Linked DNA regions of Homo sapiens: region 1 is linked to region 2. The links are chromatin loops, found by intact Hi-C in ENCODE. Cell type or tissue: tibial artery. All regions are shown on one strand. Links, peaks and the distances in the headings refer to the core of each region. The heading gives the core; the rest is flanking DNA.

What was found. A loop is a pair of places that touch in the nucleus more often than their neighbours do. Peaks named below come from ENCODE experiments on the same cell type or tissue, not always from the same donor. Only the 100,000 strongest peaks of a DNase experiment are listed, where the experiment ranks them.
Region 1: a loop joins it to region 2, with 8 times the contacts of the local background. A loop is called at or near these places in 6 of 110 quality-filtered maps.

What each region holds. Positions count from the first base shown.
Region 1 is chr2:72,983,384-72,992,571 of GRCh38, reverse strand. SFXN5 (sideroflexin 5) reads left to right here. Exons shown (of 14, transcript NM_144579.3): 10 at 4,224-4,314. Among named protein-coding and RNA genes, the nearest start is that of EMX1, 70 kb to the right of the region's middle. RefSeq lists a silencer at 3,273-3,472. In tibial artery, for the core only: no CTCF peak of the experiment used is centred there; DNase peaks (open chromatin) are centred at 2,591 and 3,711; H3K4me3 peaks cover 501 bases; H3K27ac peaks cover 840 bases.
Region 2 is chr2:73,038,026-73,047,213 of GRCh38, reverse strand. It overlaps SFXN5 (sideroflexin 5), which reads left to right. Exons shown (of 14, transcript NM_144579.3): 3 at 6,283-6,360. Among named protein-coding and RNA genes, the nearest start is that of SFXN5, 29 kb to the left of the region's middle. RefSeq lists an enhancer at 2,700-2,994. In tibial artery, for the core only: no CTCF peak of the experiment used is centred there; no DNase peak of the experiment used is centred there.

The DNA.
Region 1 (9,188 bases), core at 2,209-6,208, 55 kb after region 2:
GCAGAGCTGGAAATGGGCGAGGAGGCTGGGGTGTGGGTGAGGAAGAACGAGACAACCTTCATTTGGGGTGCGAGAAGCTGGAGTGCCTAGAGCCCTTGGACACAGAGGCATCCTCCAGGCAATGGATATTCAGGCTGCAGTGGGGGCACAGATGCGGGGAGAGGGATGCAGGCATTCTTCCAGCCTCATCCAGTGTCTCCTTGCTGGCCTGTTGTTGGCCCGGAAAGCCCTTGGTACTTAAGGCTACAGCCACCAGCTGTGTAGCTCATGACACTAAAGATTTGGTGTCATGAAGCTCCCACCCCACCCATAGCTCCTGGTGCTGGTCAGCCCTGTTCCCATCTCCGTGGGGACTATCAGGAAGCCGGCCTTCCCTCCTTTTCCCCTGGTCTCCTGTCAGCTGCTCATGGCAAATTCACTGGCCCAGTAGCCAGACCTTGGAGATAGGTGGTCAAGAAGGCCTATTCCCTCCTTCAGGATGTTGCTGATGTCCTGTGGGGCCTGAGCCCTGGTTTTCCAAGAAGCCCTGTCTGCTGGCCATATAAGAAATTCTTGTGCAAAATCCACACCCTGTTTGTTTTCCCCATCTACCAAAATGGAGCTCCTGTTTGGTTAATTTCTATTTTGTGGCTTATTTGGATGCTGTTAAAACAGATCCTGGGGGACCCTCAGCAGTAATTGTTCCACATCTCATTATCTTTCCTGAACCCGATTATTAGCTCTGATTTTTCTGATCGCTAGCTGCTGTTTGTGATGAGCTGTGTGCCATTAATACCAGCTGGTTCCCTTAAACAGGACCCGCCGTGCCAGGGAAAAACGAGCTGGCATTCAGAGCCACCAGCCTCTTGGCTTTTTAATTTTAACGGGCTCTACCAAATGTTCAAGGCCAAAGGGCCCTGAGGAACCAGAACAGACGGGCTCCTAACCCCTGGTCTGCAGCCATCTTGGGTTCCTTCTCAGGCCGTGGCTGTCCTAGGTGCTGGGGCGGTAAGACCTGGGCTGGGGCCTGGGAAGGGGTGAGGGTAAGTGGCCATTTGCCTTTTCCGTGTCCACGCCCTCCCTGCCACTGGGCCCATCACTGGCAAGTGGGCACTGTGACCTCACTGACTCCTCATGAGCTCACAGCTACACACATGCCCAGGTCTCCTCCCTACTTTGCTGGTCCCCAGCCCCTTTCTTGGGCGCAGGCACGTTGGCCATGCTCTCAGAAACATATGTGTGCCGCACTATATGTCACCCCATCCATGCTGGGAGACCCTGGTGACTTTCAGGGAAGGAGAGGCCAGAAGAAACCTGGGACGAGGACACTGTTTTCTCTCTTCGTTCTTCCTCCCTACACTCTGGGCTGTGCCAGGCCTAGCCAGTGGGAAGAATGGCCGACCAGGGAGGGGGAGGCTTTGGAGAGGGGGAGGGAAATGTGATGGTCACCTTTCCTCCTTTCCCTCCCGCTGCTCTCCAGCCCTGCCTACCCCCAAGAGGCTGTCATGGGGAAGGGTCCCAGCCTCTCTGCTCACTTCCGTGAATGGCTCCTGTTCCCCGCCTCTTCCAGCACTTCCTATATCTTCTTAAATTGTCAAGCAGGATTTTGAACCCAGATCTTCTGACTTCTGGCTGCTGGGGGCAGGGATGGTTCAAGGGCCCTATCTTCCCTGCAGGAGCTGCCTTCTGTTTTCCACTCGTTAGGACCCCAGCCCCAAGGTGGCCATTGTCAGGGAGGTGCTTGCTATGCAGATGTGCCGTTCAAACGCCTGGAGATATTAAAGCATCCCTCCCTCAGGTGGAAGACAATGGGAAAGTCATAGCACCCTGGTTAGGAGCAAGGCTTTGGAATTAGCAGGCCCTGCGTTCAAATGCTAGCTTTACTTGCCTCATAATAGATGTCTATCCTTGAGCAAAGTTGTTTAACCTCTCTGGACCTGTCTCTATCTGTGAAAAGGGCCAACATGGTCTATCTAAAAGCCTTGTTGTGGGGATCTCATTAAGATATTTCATGTGAATATGTGCTGAGTGGCCTCACGTAGGAAGTGCTCACTGAGTTCTCCCGAGCCCCCCTCCTCTTCATTGCTACTGCCCGTCTGCGTGTCCTCCAGCTTCCTCCCACACTTTCTCTCAATGCACTTTTTTGGGGGTGAGGGAGGCCATTTCTGAGTCACTCGCTCCTGGACTTGATGAATTCTATTCATGTGGCGGGGGCAGCAGGGCCCAGTATGAGCCGGCAGCTCCCCAGCCCTGCCCACTGTACCACTGAAGTGTGTCCACGCCGTGATGCCCCTGGCTGCCTCCCAGCCTTCCCTCGAGCGAGCTGGGAGGACAAGGATTGGACTCTGAGGATCAGCCTGAGACTTAAGATGGAGGCTGTGTTCCCGAGAGCCCAGGGTGGGCATGCCAGGAAGTACTCTGGCTCCACGGAATGCTGCGCTGCCCCGGGGCTGGCGGACCAGCACTTCCTTGTCTTCCTGGGTCTCACAGTCGCAGCCTGGGCTGGGCTGTTTCTGCCTTGCTGCACCCTGCCCCAACAGCGGCAGGCGCCTGGCAGCCCTGGAGGCCTTCCCAAGGCTCTGCGTCCTCCCCAACCACCCACAACATTAAGGCCAGAGCCAGGCCTGAGGGCACAGGGTGGGCTGCTGAGCCGCCAGGCGTGCCAGACCTCAGAGCAGGCTGCCCCGGCCCGTCAGGCCAGGAGTCCTGCCACGGCTCCTCCCACGCTTCCCAGAAAAGACAGCACAGGGGCTGGCTTTGGCCTCTGTCTGGGGAAGCAGAGGCCTCTGCAACCCAACTCCTTTTCTGGTTTCATGCATCTTGTCTTTTCTCTCTCCAGGCCTGCACTTGTATGCATTTCTCCACCAGAAAGTCCTTTTCCTCTGCCTAGCCCAACCCCATCTTTCTCTCCTCCGCAAAGCCCCACTCCCAGCCTTTGCCTTTTCCATGCCGTCGTATGTTTGTTGGTTCCTGCATTTATTCCTCAGTCACCAGTTTATTGAGCGTGTACTATGTGCCAGTGAGTGTAGCCCTAAGTGGTGGACATACAAAGATGAAAAAGGTGCAGTCACCCCATCCGGTCCCGTGACATCATGATTATATAGCTTCATTTATTGAGGTCTCTTATATGCCAAGCTCACACCCACCACTTACATACATTCTTATACCAGCCCTGGGGTGTTGTAGGTATTACTATCCCTTTTTACAGATAGGTAAACTGAGACAGAGAAAGATGAAATGACTTACCTGCCTCAGGTCCCACTGCTAGTAAGTGACACTGGAGGTGGAACTCATGGGTGGGCCTGAAAGAACAGGTGTGAACTGAGCGGAGGAGGGAGGCATCCCAGGCACAGGGACCAGCACTGCAAAGGCCCCATGGCTGGAAGGCTCACGGAGGATCTGATGGGCAGCAAACTGGACTCTCGGGGTTGAACTTGGGTTTTTGGGGGAGAGGGGAAGTGAGGTTATGGAGGCCAAGGCTGCTGTGGGAAGGAGATGACACTTTCTCAGACACGTTGGTCATAGAGAGGAGCTGGTGTGGCACACATGAGAAAGCCTGTGCTCTCGAAAGATGAAAGAGCCTAGGAGATGGACTGGAGTGACGAAGACCCCAGGCAGGGGCTGGGGTGGGGTGTCTGGCATCCTGGGCCAGGTGACAGGTATGAAGGCGATGACAGTGAGTCCAGGACATCCGCCTCACCCTCCATCCTGCCCTGAGCTATGCTGCTTAGTCCTGCAGCCTGTGGGCAGGTGTCGGGGTCTCCCTGTCCTGAGCCCTTATGGTCTGGCTGGGCCCACACCTGCATGTACCATGGGGTTTCAGAAAGATGGTGCTTAGGGCTGGGGTGGGAATGAGGCCTTCCTACACTTCATTTATTCATGGAGTATGTATTCTTCTACGAGCAACTGCCACAGCATCCTATCCCTTTTCTCCTCTGCAGTGTGTGTGTATGAGTGTGTAAATGTGTGTGTATGTGTGTGTGTGTGTGTATGTCTCTGATGCTTTACCTCTCTCCCTCTTTCTCATGGGCCAGTTACCTGGGATGACTGGGCAGTGGTACTTTAAGCAGCGACGCTGGAGCTCTGCAACCTCAGGTGACGCTGAGGATTAGGGGTGTGAGGTGCAGTTGTGGGGAAAGATGACATCCCTCACTCTCTGATGTTCCTCCAGTTCTGCCCCCTCCTCCCACAAGCCACTGCAGCATCATGTACTTTTTCTGTGTTTTTATTTTTTTCTTTCAAAGGTGGGCCTTAATGTCCTGGTTCAGAAAGCCAACAAGTTCACCCCAGCCACCCGCCTTCTCATCCAGAGGTTTGTGCCGTTCCCTGCTGTAGGTAAGACCTGCACACCACATAGATGTGTGCTGTGGGTGGGTGTGGGGGACCGCTGGGCTCCCAGGGAGACAGATGACCCTTCCACACCTCTCCTGATGCCCAGGGGGCACCCAGCTGGGAGAATTGGTGTAATATGTTTAGCTAAAAGACAAGACCATGGGGTCCCACTGACCAGCTCTGTGCTGAGATTCTGCTTTCAGCATAGGGGTTCTTAGGCTGCAGTCCCAGACCCCCAAGGGGTCAGTAGACAGAATGCAGCGGATCCTGTGAGCTTGGTCAGGGAAAAGATTTACATTAACCTCTAACTGCATTTTAACATTTCCTTCCGTTACGAATGCAGGCAGCAAACCACAGTCAGAAGCAGGACCTGTGACTTTGTCACCAGTAGAAATCACAGATGTTTTCATGGCACATTACAGTTGTTACAGAGGTCTTAAAATATTATTTATGCTCAACACTAATTCATATTTTCTTTCTTTTTTCTTTTTCTTTGTTTTTCTTTGAGTCAGAGTTTCACTCTTGTCACTCAGGCTGGAGTATGGTGGTGCAATCTCGGCTCACTGCAACCTCCACCTCCCAGCTTCAAGCAATTCTCCTGCCTCAGGCTCCCAAGTAGCTGGGATTACAGGCATGCGCCACCATGCCCATCTAATTTTGCATTTTTAGTAGAGATGGGGTTTCACCATGTTGGCCAGGCTGGTCTCGAACTCCTAACCTCATGATCCACCTGCCTCACCCTCCCAAAGTGCTGGGATTACAGACGTGAGCCACCATGCCCGGTCACTAATTCATATTTAATACATCAACTGATAGATCTTGTTTTTAATTCATTAGTTAAAAAGCACATCTAGGCTGGGTGTGGTAGCTCATGCCTGTAATCCCAGCACTTTGGGAGGCCGAGGTAGGCGGATCATGAGGTCAGGAGATCAAGACCATCCTTGCCAACATGGTGAAACCCCATCTCTACTAAACATAGAAAAATTAGCTGGGTGTGGTGGTGCATGCCTGTAATCCCAGCTACTCAGGCCGAGGCAGGAGAATGGCTTGAACCAGGGAGTTGGAGGTTGCAGTGAGCCAAGATCACGCACTCCAGCCTGGTGACAGAGTGAGACTCCGTCTCAAAAACAAAACAAAACAAAAAAAACCCCAAAAAACATCTATTACTATATCACAATATTTTGGTAATTTCAGGATGATCCCTTTGTGATCCTATGTGTTTTGTTTTATGCATTTAGAAACATTATTCTGAGAGGGGTCCATAGGCCTCACTAGACTACCAGAGTGGTTCGTGGTACAAAAGAAGCCTGCAAGCTTCTGCTAGTCTAGGTTTCAAGCCTTTGGGTATTGTGAGCCTCTAGGTTTCAGAGGCCTTGGCTCTACGCAGGTGATTGTGGGCGCACAGGTATATGTGGAGGGGATTTCAGCTGCGTCTTTGCTGAACTTGGAGTCTATGAGCTCACCATAGATGCCCCAGGCTGGGGCCCTGGAGATGCCACAAAACTCTGCTTGGCCCTTAAGAAGCCTACACCTTGTTTGGGGAGAAGGGCAAAATAGTGGAAGGAGTTTTTAAAACTAAAAAGAAATAAACAGTATTGAGAGCAGTGTAAGGCAGTGCATAGCTGTCAAAAGAGAAGGATAAACCAGTCCTTGAACCATAACAGCAGAGCTCCCCATCTGTGCCAAAGGACAACGATGGGGACAGGCCAGCACAGGGCATGAGGACTCGTGACCTCTGTGGTACCAAGGCACCATCTGAAGAGCTGGAGTCAGACCCAGGCTCATGGTCCTGACCCTGATCGTCATCTACAGGGCCCTGCTTCTCCATCTGTAAAAGGCGGGTACCAGTACCCACCTTCCTACAGCCCAGAGCTCTGGGAGGAGCAAGTGAGGCCACAAACCAGTTTCCACTGAGAGGAGGGTGCTTTGAAGCACCTGCAAAGCCCTGTGAGAGGGTGAGAGGTCATTGCTGGGCAGCCCCACCTCTGGATGACCCAGAGACTAATGAATTCCGAGAACCAGCCACCTGGCTCAGCCTCAGCCAGCCCAGATAATTGCTATAGCAACTCCACACTTTTAATGAACTTTCAGCTATTTCTGTCGTGGGCCATTAATGGAATAACCCTTTAGATCTGACTTCGTTAAGGGGCCTAATAAAGCAAACACGGCTGCCCAACTGGTGTTCCCGGCCATTCAGCTGCAGGGTCAGATGCAGCCTGAGAAGGGGCAGCGCTCTGCTGCACTGGGCTGGATCTGGGATTCGGCCAAGATGTAATCTGTCCCTAGCCAAGCTTTAGATAAGAACTTTGCCGGGGGCCCATTCCAGCCCTACTGGCCATCTTGCTGTGTCACCTTGAGGTGGTCTTAACCTCTCTGGGACTCTTTCAGGAGGAGAGTCCCTGCTTTGGGTCTGAGACTTTCTGACCTGCCCCTCTTCAGACTCCAGTGTAATTCCCCTCCCCTCTTCTTTTTGGGAATGAGGCTTCAGCCGCTCACACAGGTGCAGCCACTGTTGTCTTGAGATCCTGAACATCCCTCACGGGTTGCATAATGTGGTTTAAGCCCTGACAGTCCTTGCTTGCGGGATCCAGGGAGAGGCAGGCCCTTTGTGGCTTCTTCCTCTGGCCTGGCTGCTGAGTCCTGGCTGGGTACCTGCCTGCCTTCTGCCCCAGCCCCAGTCTCCCCTCCCACCCCCCCACAGGCTTCCATCTCTCTAGTCCCTATGTCCATCGCTCTCATCTGCAAGTGGACACTTGCGGACTGCCCTAGTCCATGCTGACACAGTTTTGAGATGATTAGGTGTGGCCCTTTCCCACCAGGGACTCAAAAGCCCCCTGGTCCTCTCAGGCCACCGTCCAGTCCCTGTACTTGGCCTCTCTTCACCTTATCCCCAGGTACCCCTGGCCAGAGTATCCCTAAGCTGCACCAGGTGCTGGCAGGGCCTAGGTCCTGCCCGGGGTTCACTGCAGGTCTCCGAGGTAGGCTAGGCCAGACCTGGCTGGGCCACTGTTAAAGGTGACCAAGAAGCTGGCTCAGGCTGTGCTTGACCTTGTGGAGGGTCCCCTGTCCCTTTAGGCTGCTTGCAGAGACAGGACTCACTGAGCAGTGACTGCACATGGGAAGGAGGTTGGGGAAAGTGGCAGTGATCATATTTAAGCTCTGTTGTTGGGATGTGAGTGGAGTGGAAGGGGGTCTTCAGGGTGATGGGGGTCCTGAAGAGGCTTGTGCCCTGTGGTCAGAGGCCGCATCCAGGCTCTCACACTTCTGAGCAGGTTGGGAACTCAAGCTCTGGGGAACAAGGAATCCCCAAGAGTCAGTTTCTTCTTCCCAAGGCTCTGCCAGCTCCTCTGCAGGCCCCAGCCTGAAGCCTGGGAGGTGGGCTACACACTGCCTAAGAGTGGCCTGAGACACACGCACCTGGACCCCACACCAAACTCCACCATTCCCACCCCATTCTACCCGCTGTCTCCTCATCTGGAAACGAGGCCTCTGACGAGACCCTCCTTCAGCCCCTTCCCACCAGGACCTCTGTGACTGCAGGCCTCCTTGAGGTTTGCAGAGCTCCTGGGGGCTGCACGGCTCCCCTCATATTCCCTAGCAAGCCTCTCTCCTCCCTCGGTTCTCCTCATTCTGTGCTGGGAGGGTCCGAAGGCAGAGCAAGCCATCACCCTCTTACAGAAGAATGAACAAAGTCAGACTTGCTAAAAGTGATACTGAGCTGGCCAGAGCCCAGGCCTCCCAGGCCTCCCAGGCCCAGCCCAGGGCTATTTCAAGCCCTGTGAGATAACCCCTCACCCATATAGCTGAGAAACTGAGCAGTGTGGCCTGGAGGCAGCCAAGGCTACGCGGTGTCCTCCCTGTTCTGCCTCCAAGTTCCCCCCTAGTTTTTCAGAGTGTGTGTGTGCACACGCCTGTGTCACGTGACTGATGCATGTGCAGGCACATGTGCTGAGTATGTGGGAAGCCCTGGGATGCTCACTGCAGCCATTTCTCTCCCCTTGGAGAGAGGTGGTTTCAGGGCCATGCTGTGTCCCTGGTCTAGAACAGCAATCGTGTGGGAGATCTCAGTTTCTATTTATACATGGAGATGTTAGGAAAGACAGTGAGCCCAGGAGCATGTGTGCTGGCATCGGAATCGATTGGGGACTGGTAATTAATTTGCTTAGACCTTAATTAATTCTCCAGTTCTTTCTTATTTGTGGACTGTCACGCCTAATTGTGTTCAGGAGCTCAAGCTCGGAGCGGGCCCTCCGTTAATTGACGTATGGTTGCTGCCAGGTGAAGTTAATGGTTTGGGAAGCTGGGCAAACAGTGTAATTAAAGGTCAGTAGAGGAGGCATTGGAAAAATACACACCCCCAGCTCTAGCCACCAGTCTCTGTGAGCAGAGTCTGTTCCAGGGGTTGCCGGCCCCACAGGCTTCTCAAGGGGCCTTGGAGGAGGGGTACCAGGAGCAGTTACCAGCAGGAAGGAGGGCCAAGTCCTGGGTCCCAGAGGTGGCAGTGGCCAGGGGAATAGACATCTCGTTGACAGCAATGGGTGGGGCAGGGGCCTTAGGGAGGTGGAGACAGAGGTGTTGTCTCAGCAAGCACATCTATAAAGCTGGCCCTCTGGACTCCGGGTAGGTGTGTGCATGGGGAGGGCAGGAAGCCCTGAAGGTCACCCCAGGCTGCCTGGCTGCATCCACTCAGAGCAGGGAACAGGCAGTGAGTGTCATGTGCTCATCAAGACCCCCAGCTAGGCCCTGAGCTCCTCATGAGGAAGGCCTGAGCTTTGGCATCAGCCAGCTGCTCCTTCCAAGGAGAACAAGCTTCCTGCAGGCACCGGAAATGCCAGCCTCAGCAGCTCCTTGCTGAGAAATGACTTCTTCCTGTGCCG
Region 2 (9,188 bases), core at 2,236-6,235:
TGGAGTCTCACTCTGTCACCCAGGCTGGAGTGCAGTGGTGCGATCTTGGCTTACTGCAGCCTCCCAGGTTCAAGCAATTCTCTGCCTCAGCCTCCTGAGTAGCTGGGATTACAGGTGCCTGCCACCACGTCCAGCTAATTTTTGTATTTTAAGTAGAGATGGAGTTTCACCATGTTGTCCAGGCTGGTCTTGAACTCCTGACCTCATGATCCACCTGCCTTGGCCTCCCAAAGTGCTGGGATTACAGGTGTGAGCCACCGCACCCGGCCCAAGATTTTATATTTATACTCCCAATAGCAGCAAGTGAGATGTCCATTTAAATGTATTGTAGGAAAAAAAAAAGGAAAAAATAACCAAAAAGAAAAAAATGTATTTTAGACAGCACTGGATAGTGTAACTTCAAAATCTTTGATGGAATTTTTAAATTTAAAACATCCCCATTGTCAGTACCCTTAGATACTTCAAGTTCTTGTCCATCTGCATACATTTTGGCAATTATGACACTGAACATACACTTTTTTTATTCTATTCATTTCCAAGTCTTTATAACTTTAAAAATAGTTTTTGGGGTGCAGTGGCAGTGATCATGGTTCACTGCAGCCTTAGCCTCCCAGGCTCGAGATCCTCCCACCTCACCCTCACAAGTAGCTGGGACTACACCAAGTCTTTATTATTTTTAAAAATCAAGTTTTGTGGCATAAATAACCATCCCATTAGACTTTTTGGTCTAACAGATAGGTTGTTTCCTATCTTTTGCTTTCCTGGACAAAATAGCCTTAGACATATTACTTTTTTTTTTTTTTTTGAGATGGAGTCTCACTCTATTGCCCAGGCTGGAGTGCAGTGGCGTGATCTCGGTTCACTGTGGCCTTCACTTTCCGGGTTCAAGCGACTCTCCTGCCTGAGCCTCCCGAGTAGCTGGGACTACAGGTGTGTGCCACCATGCCCGGCTAAGTTTTGTATTTTCAGTAGAGATGGGGTTTCACCATGTTGGCCAGGGTGGTCTCGAACTCCTGACCTCAAGTAATCTGCCTGCCTCAACTTCCCAAAGTGCTGGGATTACAGGCGTGAGCTGCTGCACCCGGCCAACATATCGCTTTTAGTTTTTGCTAAGTTTACTTTTTAGAGTAAATTCCAAGAGGAGGGTAGCCAGGCTTAAAGTTCTTGGGATAAGTGGATCGGTTTCTTTTCTGAAGGGATAGGCTGCCTGTCATGCTGCTGGAACTGCATCAGTTTACCTCACTTGGCCTCCTAAGGCAACTAGAGGTCAGGGCAGGGAAAGCGACGTGTCCCTGGTTCCCCTTCTTTGGGCATCTCATAGGGTGGGCTTCTGGCTGATGGGAGCCAAGGACCCATCGCAGCACAGACAGGTAGAACCCTGGGGGTTCCAGGACTGCTGGGTGGGAACATGGAGTTGGGGATGGCTGAGGGAAGACAAGAGAAAGGCTTGGGACTTTGCCTGCACATAACCATTACCTTGGGCCTCCGAGACCCACTGCTTGGAGGCGACTCTAGTAATGGTCAAGCTGTGGTAAGGATGCACGGCCCTGCCCTCAGTGGTGCAAGATTGGCCCAGTGAGAACAGTCAGCTACTGAACCATCAAGACATGGTGGAACATAACCTCCCTGCCATCCTGCACGCCCCACTGCCAGTTCATCCCCTCACCCCCACCCCCCGCCACAGTCTTTTAGTTCTATAACCACTGGGGCTCCCAAACTCTCTACTTTGCCTGAAATGGCCCATGTTTCAGCTGTACCTACTTCCTCTAAGTGTGTTCGTTTTTTCTGTGTTACGCTGGACTCAGCTTTGAGAGTAAAAGAGGCTGTTTATTTTTTTACTTGGGGTGCACTGCCTCAGAGGCCATCAGTTCTGGGGGGGCTTTGGGCATTGCTGAGGTTTCTTTGGGAGATGGTTGCTGGCGTGAGTACAGCAGGTTCTTCTGTGTGGATGTCTCAAGGAAATGGCTTGGAACTAGAGTTGAGGTTTCCTGGGATTTCTAGGTGTCACTCACCAACTCTGTGACCTTGGGCAAGGAAGTACCTTTCCCTCTTGGCCCCAGTTTTCTCAGAGAGGGGATGGCCCCCATGTTTCTAGCATGTGTACATGCAGAGGGGTAATCTTATCCATATCTCCTGTGAACAGGGCCTGGTCTCTCCAAGAAGAGATGAGTTTTGCTTCCGATGACTCTTCCTCAGCTTTCCTTTTTGTGCCTCTTTTTCTTCCTTGTCCCTCTGTCCCCATTCCCCTCCATCGGGGTATCCTGCCCTCTTCCCACCCTTTCCCCTCAGGTGGGGCCTTGAGGCAGGACCAGTGGGGCCAGGATTCTCCTCTGTTCAAATTCTGTGCTGCTGGAGCAGACCTCCTGGGTGCAGGCCCCTCCAGAGGGATCTTCTGGAGACCATACCCCTCTCAAATACATGGAGGGACTCTCATGGTGACACTTGCTGGCAGGCTGGCGATGGAGTAGTGTTTGGTAAGCAGCAGCCTGGGCTGTGTCCTCCCACTAACCACAGCCGGGCCCCTCACAGCCTTTGTGTTCAGGGGCTGGTGCCTGTTTGTTTCTGGTTGAAAAGACTTCCTGCGGAGTTCACCCTGCCACCAACCTCCCAGCTTTCACCACCTCTCAAGTACCCGGGCCCTTCTGCTGAGCCTCACGGTCCAGGGGCGTGTGAAGAGTTTAAACAGGGAGACTCTCCTCCCATTTCCCAGGTATCTGTGATATAGGCCCTTTCTCTGAAGTGGGGACACCAGCCACTAGAACAGCCAGGCCTCAGGGCCCTGTCCAGACAGCTGTCCTGGGGCCTTGCCTGTCCTACAGGCCTGGAGCCTCAGCCCCTCGGCCTTTGACAGAGGTTTCGTAAGGTCCAAGGCCAGCCTGTAGCTCTCAGAGGCAGAAAAGCAGGTTCCAGCTTCCTTCAGTCCTGGGCCCTCAGATTTGTCTGCAGGAACCTTGGATCTTGTTCTCCCGCAACCCATGCCCTTTGCCAAGATGAGGGCTCTTTGGAATTTATTCTTTTGGTAGGAGGGCTCCCTTTGATGACTGTGTCAAGTGAGATGGAATCTGGCCAGGTTGTTATAGGAACTCAGGAGAATCCCTGGAGTGGGAAAAATAATGAGAACATGGGGCCATTCACCATTCAGCGTTGGAAAGTAGAGCATTCATTGTCCAGGTCCGGAGGGGCAGGCTTAAGGGTGGGGGCCTCGCTGCATCACTAGGAGGCTTTGGTGGCATTGAGGGGGTGTGTGGTGGGTTGTGCAGAGTGAGGGTCTGACTAAACTTGGTTCAAATACTAAATCACCCACTTATTTGTGTGACCTTAAGCAAGTTGAAACAACACAATCCAATTTTGTAGATAAGCGTATTATGTCTAGAAGGAAAATCATCCTCACTTTTGGAGTTGTTATCTTAGGGGTATGTTTACAGATTTAAGATTACTTTTTGTACTTTTCCATTTTTTGTTCTGATATTTTCTTTAAACAGCATGAATTAACTTGTACAATGGGGAAAAAATAAAAACAACCACAAAGCTATCTCCACTTTGGAAATGAACGTATCCGGGAAGGGGCTCTTTGGAATCTAGGAGCTGCTAGGCCCTTCCATATTTGGAAGGGGAGGGACAGTACTTTTCAGCCTTCAGGCCATTCCAAGTAAGAAAAGTGTTCCTGGCCCCCTGACTGCCTATGGTTCTGTCTCGGGCCAGGCCTGGCTTACACCAGTGCTGGCCACCACGGTGTTTCACATGCCAGTGCTTCACATGCAGGCCTGAGGGGTCGAGGGTGGCCTCTCTGGTTTGCCTGTGTTGGCAGTTATTCCTGCTGCCATAGTACAGGAGGTGGCTGTTCATTTCCCACTCTGGCAGCCAGCTCAGAAAACCCTGTGTTCCCTACTGAGGGCCCTTCCTGAGGCTACATCCTTCTTTTAGACTAAGGGGCTTATGTTGAGGTCTCTGCACTCTCATGCCTAGCCAGTCTCATCTCTCCATCAAAAGGGGAACACAGCAGCTTCGCTGGGTTTCTTCCCCCATGCTGGGCTTCCTTGGTGTCTGGGTCCCTCATCTGGACCTTGACACGAGCTTCCTTCTATCACTGTTGTCTGTTTATTGTTTTTTGCTGCTGTTTGTTTATTTGTTTATTTATTTATTTATTGGAGACAGGCTCACTCTGTCGCCCAGGCTGGAGTGCAGTGGTGCGATCTCAGCTCACTGCAACCTTTGCCCCCCAGGTTCAAATGACCCTCGTGTCTTAGCTTCCTGAGTAGCTGGGACTACAGGCACCCACCACCACACCTGGCTAATTTTTTTGTATTTTTAATAGAGATGGGGTTTTGTCTCAAACTCCTGGCTTCAAGTGATCCACCTGCTTGGCCTCCCAAAGTCCTGGGATTACAGGTGTGGGCCACTGCACCTGGCCTGTTGTTTTTTGAGATAGGGTCTCATTCTGTCACCCATGCTGGAGTGTGGTGGTGCAAACACGGCTCACTGTAGCCTCAACCTCCCAGGCTCAATCAATCCTCCCATCTCAGCCTCCTTAGTAGCTGGGACTACAGGCACTCGGCACCATGCCTGGCTAATTTTTTTTATTTTTTATTTTTTTATTTTTTAAGATGGAGTCTTGCTCTGTCTTGCAGGCTGGAGTGCAGTGGCGTGATCTCAGCTCACTGCAACCTCTACCTCCCAGGTTCAAGCGATTTTCCTGCCTCAGCCTCCTGAGTAGCTGGGATTACAGGTGCGCACCACCATGCCCTGCTAATTTTTGTATTTTTAGTAGAGACGGGGTTTCATCATGTTGGTCAGGCTGGTCTTGAACTCCTGACCGCGGGATCCACCAATCTCGGCCTCCCAAAGTGCTGGGATTACAGGCATGAGCCATCATGTCCAGCCCATAGTTTACTTTTTAATTACTATATAATAGTTATAGTGTGCATATATTGCTGTTTACTTATCCATTCTACAATGAATTATTTGCAGTTTGGGGCTATATAAATGCTGCTGCTATGAACATTCTTATACAAGTCTTTTGGTGGGGACAAAGGCTACCTTCTGTTACTGTTGCTGTCTCTTTAGCTTTTAGACTTAAAAAATCATACGGTTTTATCCTTTTTTTCTCTTTCTCCCCATCAGTTACTCTGGCCATATGTACTTTAGTAGGTTAATCTCTGCCAGTGTTTTTAAAATGTTGAAAATATATAAGTGCTACTTAAATATGTTCTCCTGGCCGGGCACCGTGGCTCACACCTGTAGTCTCAGCACTTTGGGAAGCTGAGGCAGGCAGATCTCGCTTGAGCCCAGGAGTTTGAGACCAGCCTGAGCAACAATGCAAAACCCCATCTCTACAAAAAATAAATTAGCCAGATGCAGTGGCGTGTGTGTATAATCCCAGCTACTTGGGAAGCTGAGGTGGGAGGATCACTTGAGCCTGGGATGTTGAGGCTGCAGTGTGTTGAGATCGTGCCACTGCACTCCAGCCTGGGTGACAAAATAAGACGTTGTCTCAGGAAAAAGAGAAAGGAAAAATCCTCCTTATAAAGGCTTTCTATTTTTTTCTTTTTTAGATGGAGTCTTGCACTGTCCCCCAGGCTCACTGCAACCCCTGCCTCCTGGGTTCAGGTGATTTTCCTGCCTCAGCCTCCTGAGTAGCTGGGATTACAGGCATGCACCACCATGCCCAGCTAATGTTTGTATTTTTAGTAGAGACAGGGTTTCACCATGTTGGTCAGGCTGGTCTCGAACTCCTGACCTCATGATCTTCCCGCCTCAGCCTCCAAAAGTGCTGGGATTACAGGTGTGAGCCACCGCGCCTGGCCTAAAAGCTTTCAACATTACATTAAGATTAAAGTTCCTTGTGACACCCCTTGCCAAGTCTTGGCCCTTTCCTCCTATCCTGAGGTAACCCCAGCCACCAGTTTGGTTGTTCTCCTTCTAGGGCTTTTCTGATACTTTGACATATACAAATATTCACATAGGAAATATTATTTGATATGTGTGTGTTGTTTATTTGGTACAACAAACAGCATCATATTGCTTGGCCATTTGCTTTTTCACTCAACAAAATATCTTGGGGAGATGACCATGGAAGCACATGTAGCTCTACTTCATTTTTTAAACTGCCGAGTAAGAACATTTAGGTGGTATTTCTATATGATTTTGTGTGTGTCCCATGAACTGAGGGCAGGCCCAAAGCCTTGCACTGGCAGTATTTGATACTGATGTAATCCCACAAAAGAAAAATTTGCGGGAGCCCTGGATCTGTGCCCCTCAATGTCTCTTTTCTTTCTTCTGCAGAGACGTCTCAGAGAGGCTGTGCAGCTGCTGGAGGACTATAAGCATGGGACCCTGCGCCCGGGGGTCACCAATGAACAGGTAACTCTGTGGGAGGTGGGAGCATGGCCAGTGGGGAAGGGAAGGAAAGTGAGAAATTCACAAACCCTTCGCTGCAGCCAGAACCACTTCTTTCGTCCAGCATATACTTCTGCTGGTACATACCCCTGTGGACTAAAAGCTCTTTGGAGATGCTCAGATCTCTCCTGTGCTCTAGGTCCAGTGGGAAGCATGGAGGCTGATAAGGCTAGGGTGGCCCAAAGGCCAAAGGCTTGCTGAAGCTGGCCCGCACTGGCTTGCGAGAGCTGATTGTGGGCATCTCTTCCCAATTCCACGATCAGGGATGACACAGTGGGAAATCAGCCATGATGGGAGTATTTATACCATAGAAGTTGGCAAATGCTACAAATCAGGACTTTTTCTCCAGAGAACAGGTTATTAAACGTTTACCAGCATACCACTGTTCAAAAATTCAGGTTAAGGGTGGGAAGGATGGGGGAGGATGTTGAGGATTAGGATTAGGATACTGTTGTTTTATTCTTTTTTAATATCGTGTAGGAACTCAAATTAGAGATACCTGAAATGTTGAAGGTGGTGTTTTGTTTTGGGGAGGGGTAAGGGAAGGTAGTAGTTAATGATTACAGAGACTGATGGTTCATGTGCCAAAGTCTGTCTTTTTGTTCATAAACTTTATTTCAAAAACTTTTTCAAACATTAATTTAAACATTTTCAAAGTCATGTGTGCATAATTCAAGAAGTCAAATAGTACTAAAGTGCTTGTAAGGGGCTGGGCACGGTGGCTCACACCTGTAATCCTAGCACTTTGGGAGGCCGAGGCAGGCAGATTGCCTGAGCTCAGGAGTTCAAGACCAGCCTGGGCAACGTGGTGAAACCGTGTCTTTACTGAAAGACAAAAAATCAGCCGGGCATGGTGGTGGACGCCTGTAATCCCAGCTACTCATGAGGTTGAGGCAGGAGAATCGCTTGAACCTGGGAAATGGAGGTTGCAGTGAGCCGAGACTGCGCCACTGCACTCCAGCCTGGGCAACAAAGCGAAACTCTGTCTCAAAAATTAATAGAAATAAAATAAAATAAAATAAAATAAAATAAAATAAAATAGTGCTTGTAAGGAAAAATAGTATATGTTCCCTATCCCTCCCCAGTTCCCATGCCTGTTCCGCAGGAGCAACTACTTTTTGCTGTTCTGCAGATAGAAATTTATATTCTATCTTTCAGACAAATATGCTTATCTACACTGCTATTTCTCAATTAGTTCTTTTGGGTTATCTATTATGGTAGTTGAGGATTCAGCTCTCTTATCATCCACCCCTCTAAACACACTTCTTTCCGCCATCCATACTCACTCTTGAAATAGTTATCATGGTTTTGGGGCCTATACATATTCAGTCTTCATGTCGTTACAATTATAGAAATAACATTTACTGCATAGTCAGACTGGTTGTATCATGATTATGTCTCTTTTTCAAATTTGTTTTATCTGGAGTTAATAACCACCTCAGATTTTTCATTGGCATACTTTCCTTTGTACCATCTCTCACTCTCACTGTACCCTCCCGCGGCCTTTCAATACAGTCATACACCACATAAAGACATTTTGGTCAATAAGGGATCACATATATGACAGTGGTTCCATAAGATGATAATGGGGGCCAGGCGTGGTGGCTCATGCCTGTAATCCCAGCACTTTGGGAGGCCAAGGCGGGCGGATCACTTGAGGTCAGGAGTTCGAGACCATCCTGGCCAACCTGAAGAAACCCTGTCTCCACTAAAAATACAAAAATTAGCCGGGCATAGTGGTACATGTTTGTAATCCCAGCTACTTGGGAGGCTGAGGAGGGGGGAATCACTTGAACCTAGGAGGTGGAGGTTGCAGTGAGTCGAGATCACGCCACTGCACTCCAGCCTGGGCGACAGAGTGAGACTGTGTCTCAAAAATAGATGATAATGGAACTGAAAAATTCCTGTTGCCTGGAGATGTCTTGATGATCCTGACCCTGTGCAGGCCTAGTCTGTTTGTTTGTGTCTTAGTTTTTAGTTAGTTTTAAGAGTTTAAATAGTTAAAAAAAAGTTGAAAGTTTTAAAATAGAAAACTTACAGAATAAGGATATAAAGAAAAATATTTTGTACAATGTGTTTGTGTTTCAAGCTAAGTATTACAAAAGAGTCAAAAATCTGAAATTTAAAATTTTATAAAGTAAAAAATATACAGTAAGCTAAGGTTCATTTTATTGAAGAAATTTTTTTAAGAGGCAAGGTCTTGCTCTGTCACCCAGGCCTGGAGTGCAGTGGGGCGATGTAGCTCACTATAACCTCAAACTCTCAGGCTTAAGTGTTCCTCCCACCTCAGCCTCCTGAGTAACACACCACCACACCTGGCTAATTTTTTTTTAAAATAAATTTAGCGTGCTTAAATGTATGGTGTTTATAAAGTCTATAGTACTGTACGGTAATGACCTAGGCCTTCACATTCACCCACTACACACTCAGTGACTCACCACAGCAACTGCCAGTCCTGCAAGCTCCATTCATGGTAAGTGCCCTATGCAGGTGACCATTGTTTATCTTTTATGCCATATTTTTACTGAACTGTTTCTGTGCACAAATATACACAAACCGTTTACATACACAAATATCTACCATTGTGTTATAGTTGCCTATATATTCAGTACAGTAACATACTACCCAGGCTTGTAACCAGGGAGCAGTAGGCTCTACCTACGAGGTAGCCTAGGTGTGTTGCAGGCTTGCCCATCTAGGTTTGTGTAAGGATGCTCTATGCTGTTTGCACAATGATGAAATCACCTAATGATGCATTTCTCAGAACATATCCCTGTTGTTAAGTGACGCAT